2 separate regions of the Homo sapiens genome follow, and region 1 is linked to region 2. Evidence: chromatin contacts called from ENCODE Hi-C data. All regions are on one chromosome and are shown on one strand. The core of a region is the stretch at or near the end of the contact, and the rest is flanking DNA. Distances in the headings are between cores, read along the strand shown.

What was found. Hi-C counts contacts between places; a loop is a spot of excess contacts on that map. Pooled maps may share reads with other maps.
Region 1: a map of B cell shows a loop between it and region 2 (12-fold over the local background). The contact joins the promoter of MTR here to the promoter of GGPS1 in region 2. A Hi-C loop is called at or near these places in 3 of 168 maps with a recorded cell type or tissue (B cell and naive thymus-derived CD4-positive, alpha-beta T cell), 1 of 37 single-sample maps with no recorded cell type and 13 of 50 pooled maps.

What each region holds. Positions count from the first base shown.
Region 1 is chr1:236,793,692-236,796,665 of GRCh38, forward strand. It overlaps MTR (5-methyltetrahydrofolate-homocysteine methyltransferase), which reads left to right and starts at 1,601. Exons shown (of 33, transcript NM_000254.3): 1 at 1,601-2,046. The coding sequence starts at 2,013. RefSeq lists enhancers at 1,627-1,916, 2,017-2,206.
Region 2 is chr1:235,327,240-235,330,465 of GRCh38, forward strand. GGPS1 (geranylgeranyl diphosphate synthase 1) reads left to right here and starts at 1,331. Exons shown (of 4, transcript NM_004837.4): 1 at 1,331-1,539. ARID4B (AT-rich interaction domain 4B) reads right to left here and starts at 940. Exons shown (of 24, transcript NM_016374.6): 1 at 530-940. RefSeq lists enhancers at 1-354, 1,091-1,150, 1,391-1,480, 1,981-2,130 and silencers at 61-150, 161-390, 561-610.

The sequences.
Region 1 (2,974 bases), core at 351-2,850, 1.5 Mb after region 2:
CGACAGAGTGAGACTCCGTCTCAAACAAACAAACAACTAGCCCTTATAATCTTTTTTTTTTTTTTTTAGACAGGTGCATCTTTACACAGTTAAATTTCACTACTTCTTTTTTTGCAGATAAAAACTCAGGAGTTGAGAAATGAATAAACATAATAATAAATATGAGAAAACCATCATGATTTATCAAGCCTGGATAAATAATTTAATAAGTTCAGCATAGAAGACCTTGCTTTTTTTTCTTTCCTCCTTTTCTTCTTCTTTTTTTTTAACTTATTTATTTCAATAGGTTTTTGGGGAGCAGGTGGTGTTTGGTTACATGAATAAGTTCTTTAGTGGTGATTTGAGAGTTTGGTGCACCCATCACCTAGGCAGTGGACACTGCACCCAATGTGTAGTCGTTTATCCCTCACCTACTCTCACCCTAGCCCTTATAATCTTAAGATTTTTGGCTATTTAGGGCCATCTCATTCCTCCCTCCCTTCTTTGTTGCATTCTCTCTCACCTACTCCATTCCCCCCACCTTCCAAGTAAGACCATCTTTGGTAAGATGGTCTTGGTAAGAATGTGATACGCATTATAATAATTTTTCAAATCTTCAAAATTGAGGTATAATTACATACAATAAAATGAGAATGGCATGCAAATTTGTGCCTTTTTTAAAGCTTAGTAAATGTCATAATTTGGTTATAGTTTTTATTTTTCTGGATGCATTTGCTTTTCCTTACATCTACCATGCTCAGCCTTACAGAGATTTTTCTAGATGAATTTGCTTTTTCTCACATCTACCATGCTCGGCCTTACAGAGCTGCCCTTTATTTTAGAATTCCCTAAAGTGCTGTGTTGTACACAGGGAGCTTCTCCTGACTGGAACAACCTTACCTGGTACCACTCTTCCTTCAGGACCCAGATTCTTCTTTGAAACCTTTCCCTGGCCCCTTTGAATACTCTAGCTCTTTTAAAATGTATGTGGTTCTTTTTTCCCTGTTCAATTATTAATCTAACTAGGTTGTGAGTTCCTCCTCCAAGGACGTGAGGGTGCGATGTAGCTTGTCTGATTTTGCATTCCAAGTGTGTGCCCCAATGCCTGACACATAGTAGGTGCTCAATATATGTTTACTGTCAATAAGTTACAATTAACACCCCCATATGGTAATTCAGAGTTTTCATAGCGCGGTCAAACGATCTCATTTAACGCCTACTACAACCCTAAAAAATTCTAATTACTACCATCCTATCATTCTTGTTTGTAGAGTGTGGAGACTGAGAGGTTAACTGTCTTGCCCAGCGCAAGTCAACAGCAAAACGGAACTAAAATTTCAGGCTCGACACCACACAGCGTGTCGAGATCAGCACGAACTTGGCGCTGTGACTTTTCCTTAGAGGGGCCACTTAGGCTTACACTTCCGGATCCTGGGCACACAGAGACGCGAAAAGCTCCCGCGGGAAACTGGGGAGCGGGACTACATCTCCCAGAGAGCCCCGGGGCTAAACAGCAGGTGATTGGTTGATATTGACAGCCAATGCGGCTGCGAGGAGCTCGGGCAGACCAATCACAGGCCGGAAGGGGCGGGACCTCCCACGCCGAGGATAGATTGAGCGCAGAACTAACCGCGCTCTGAAAGGTTCTAAATGTCTGCGGGGCTCAGAGCCGGATGTCACGTCGTCCTCCTCTGCCGGTTTTCTCTTGGGTCCTTTTCCGTGCCGTCCCGCGACTCCGCCTCTGGCCGCGCGTGTCTGGCTGCTAGGCCGACACCAAGGACTGGCCGGGTACCCGGGAAGAAAGCACGTGCTCCAGCAGTTGCCGCGCCCAGCCCCGAGAGAGGCCCTAGGGCGCTGCGGGCTTTCGGGGTCCGCAGTCCCCCCGCGACGCGAGCCAACGGGAGGCGTCAAAAGACCCGGGCCTTGTGTGGCAGGCTCGCCTGGCGCTGGCTGGCGTGGCCCTTGGCCGTCGTCACCTGTGGAGAGCACGTCTTCTCTGCCGCGCCCTCTGCGCAAGGAGGAGACTCGACAACATGTCACCCGCGCTCCAAGACCTGTCGCAACCCGGTAACGCTGCGACCCCGTCTGCGTGGTTGGGTTGTGTTTCTTAACTCGTGCTGTGGCCTCCTAATCCCTGGGGCGATTCCCTTCTGCGGCGGGAGACGCCCGGCGGTGTTTCCCCGCGTGTGGGCGGCACCTTTAGAACTTAGCGCAGGAGCCCGGAGGGCTACGTGTTTTGCTCCACTCTTTGTCCGACCTTCACCTCTTTCTCCCCAGGCAAGCCATCAAAACCTGCAAAAAGCGTCCTCCCCTCGCCCCCGAAACACATTCTTAACGTCACAGTAACTAAACTTTCCAGTTCCACGCAGCATAAACCAGCTGGGCCCTCTGGAAGTTTTTTTTTTTGCATGGTGTGACGCTTATTCGTAAATATGTATTGCGCACCTACTGCGAAAGAAAGTTCAGGCGCGGAGAGACAGACGAGGAAACTCAGAGAACTATTTAAAACTACTACATGGAACTTTTTATTTTCTGCTTCTACGCACGCTGCTGCAAAACTGCAATATGCATAGACTCACTATGTTAAAATAGATGAGCAGACCCCACCTCCAGATACCGAAATGGGAGGTAGTAATTTCAAGCGATTCTGATGTTGGTGGCCCTGGGATCAACAGTGAGAAAAAGCTAGTTTAGCACGAGAACTGAACGTAATGTTAGCTTTATAACGAGCTCTAGATCTCTAAGGTCATGCCTGATTATAATTTGAGGACAAATACACCCGTAAAAACGGGTGAGGAGATGTAGAAACGAGAATTAGTGATAAGTACAAAACAGTAAATATCCTATCACATAGTGGGGATGTTTAGCTTCAGGAAGAGGGGGAATACTAAATTCGTAACGCACAAGGAAATTTATCAGAGGTTAACCGGTGACTCTCTTGATTCTTGGGTTCTGATAACGGGACTGATATAATTGTTCTTGAAACTAGTGGAAC
Region 2 (3,226 bases), core at 81-2,580:
GAAGAAACTCACAACAAGCCCGGCGTCCGGCGCAGGGCCGGCCGCTCTCCCCTAGGGCCTCGGCGCCCGGCCGAGCGAATCCGCGCCCCCACGCGCCGCGTCCGAGCGAGAGGCCGGCCGGGGGCCACCGAGGGGCCAGGAGGGCCTGTGGGCCGCGGGCAGGACCGGCCCGCCACAGAGCCCCTGCCCACGTCCCGTTCCGGGCTCAGACCCGACAAGTGGGAGCGAGATCAACATCTGGCCCCGCCGCGGGGACAACGTGAGGGCCGAGGGCCCCGGAGGCGGAACGGCCCCCACCCTGCCCGGGCCCCCGACCGCGGCCGCTAAACCGCTGAGTGTGCGGCCGCCCAGCCAGGGGGCGGCTCGGACACAGCGGCTGCGGGGGGTGGGGGTTCCCGGGAGGCCGAGGCCCCGAATTCGGGCGCCGCAGGGACCACCACCGCGATCTTCCTCTGCTCCTTGGCCGGGCCCAGCGACTCCCAAAAGAACCCCCTTAGGAGACCACGAAAGCCCCAGAAAATATCCCTACCTTCCTCGGAGGCGAGATCTGACCCTGGCACGTCCAGAGTCCCCTCTCTCCTTCTCCCCCCCAAAACCAGCAGGCCCGGGGGAGAGATGGGGAAGAAGGGCGGCGGGTCCAGCGGCTGCTGAGGCAGAGGCTCCGGCTCCTCCTCCTCCCGCGGCGGCGACTGGTACCTTTGTTTGGCGGCCGCTCGGGCTCCCTGGTTGGGGGGAGGGGGACGACGAAAAATCCCCCCCGGACTGGAGGTCCGGGCCCCCAATCGCGCTGCCCTCCAGAGGACGGCGGCGATGGACCCTCTGCAGCTCCCTCCGGGCAAAGGTCCAGGCGGTGGCCGTGGCGGCGGCAAGATGAAGCTCAAGAGTCTCCCTCCGCTTCGGCGACCGAGCTCCTCACTCCGGACTCGACTGACGGGCAAACATCGCTTCCCCCCCACCGACTCTAGGTTCCCCCCCTTTCTCCCCTCCCCTAGATTTTTTTTCCCCCCCTCCCCTACCTCTTTCCCGGATGGCCTCTTAGACGACCTTGGATTGGTTAAAGTTCTTTAGAACCCGCCTATACACTGTTCCTATTGGTCCCTGGATACAAACAACGACGCCATTTTCCCACCAGTTCTATGGAAACAGAAAGTTACGCCTCAAGGCTTTCTGGGAAATAAAGTCCATACTCTGGGGCCAACGCGCAAATCCTCGTCCGCGAGAACTGCAAGGCCCGCAATGCCCTGCGCCTGCGTGGACCGGTGCGGGGGCGGGGGGGAGGTGAAAGGGGCGGGGCAACAAAGCAGTAGGGAGGCGGCAACGACGCCTGCGCAGTGTGACCGGGATGGCGCATTTTCTTGCACCAACTAATGCGGTGTCGCTGGCGGCTGAGGAGGGCGGAGAGTTCTGTGGTGAAATAGTGGGAAGGATTCATGTAGGCATCGGGAAGAGCCTAAGTCCACATTATAAAATAGGAAGTTGATGCGGGGTACAGTTACTCCCGGACCGGCGGCGTGAAAGTCGTGATATCATCGTTGAACTGTGAGCGGCAGTGGCGGCGGCTGGGGGGAACCCGGATGGGAAGAAGGGCGGGGGAGGCTGGGAGGCGGGGCAGAGGAAAGAAAGAAAGGAGAGTGAGGACCCGGATGCTGAACCGGATTGTGTATGAATTTTCCATCCCCTAGCTTTAAGCGAGGAGGGAGAGGAAGGGTTGGCCAAGTGGGGCGGAAGGGAGCATCTGAGCGAGGAGGAAGCAGAAACCTCACCGTTTCTTCCCCTCCGGACTCTGTGCTAGCACTGTATACGTTTGCAGTTCTCTGCCCAGCCGCTGTGGAAAATCGGCCTCGAAGTGATTGAAATTCCCTGTTTATATCAGGCGGCTTCTTTCAGATCCATCGTCTTTCTCCCGGAGTATGAATGGAAGGATTCAGTATGCGCTTCACATTTGTATGTCTCTGGCCATTCTCAAACCAGGCCCTTCCCTTTGAAAAGTCTTTTGCATGGGATGTTCACTTCTTAGACGCAAGGTTGTGTGCCCTGGTTTCATCGTCTAACGCGTTAGAAGGCGCTTTCATTTCTTCATGGGTGTTGAGCGCCGACCACTGGGGTGGCCTCTGCCTTCGTAGACCTGCGCCTGGTGAGACGGACAGATGCTGAACAAAACGATGTGAAATTACCGCAGTGGCAGTGCCCCAGAGGAGAGTTCCACGGTGATAGGAGAATGAGGGAATTTGGCTTCTTTAGGGAGGGAAAGGAAGGGTTTCTGAGCAAGTGAGGATCGAGCTGAGAGCTGAAGGGCTAGCAGGAGTTAACTAAGGAAAGAGAAAAGGAAAAGACATTCCAGACAAAAAGACTAACTTGTCAGAAAGCCCTGTGGCGGAAGGGAGCTTTTCCAATATGAAGAACTGAGCCTGGAGAGATGGGATGAGGGGGAGTGTCGAACCTTTTAGGCTTTGTAAAGGAGTTTTGGTTTTCTCCTAATAGCAATGGGATATCTTCCAAGGAATCTCAATCAAAAGGGAGAGATGGCTCCGATTGGAATGTCATCCCTGGCTGAAGAGTAGAGGAAGCGAAAAAAAGAAGAGTTAAAGAGGCAAATGCAGGGAACCCGACGAGGAGGCTATTGCCGTAGTAGTTCACATGGTGAAAAGAATGGAGCGTTTGTATTAATGATTATGGATTCACTCTTTGAACAAATTTCTGGCAGCTTTTTAGTTTTGAAAGTGAGAAGTTTCAGACTCTCACTGAGGTATTCTGTAGTTTTTTCACTCTAAAAGGAAACTAGTAGAGTTCATGTAACACACACTAATGCCTCTTTACATTTAACTTTAGTATGTGATAGCTGAAATTTCCAGCTGTGATAAATTGGGAAATCCTTTGATTTAAAAGAAAAACAAAGGCGGGTGAGGGTGAGAGTATATGCCACGGTGTGTAGAATCCTTTAGACTCTTAAGAAGACACAAGGCGGCTGGGCGTGGTGGCTCACGCTTGTAATCCCAGCACTTTGGGAGGCCGAGGCGGGCGGATCACGAGGTCAGGAGATCGAGACCATCCTGGCTAACACGGTGAAAGCCCGTCTCTACTAAAAATACAAAAAAATTAGCCGGGCAAGGTGGCGGGCGCCTGTAGTCCCAGCTACTCGGGAGGCTGAGGCAGGAGAATGGCGTGAACCCGGGAGGCGGAGTTTGCAGTGAGACGAGATCACGCCACTGCACTCCAGCCTGGGCGA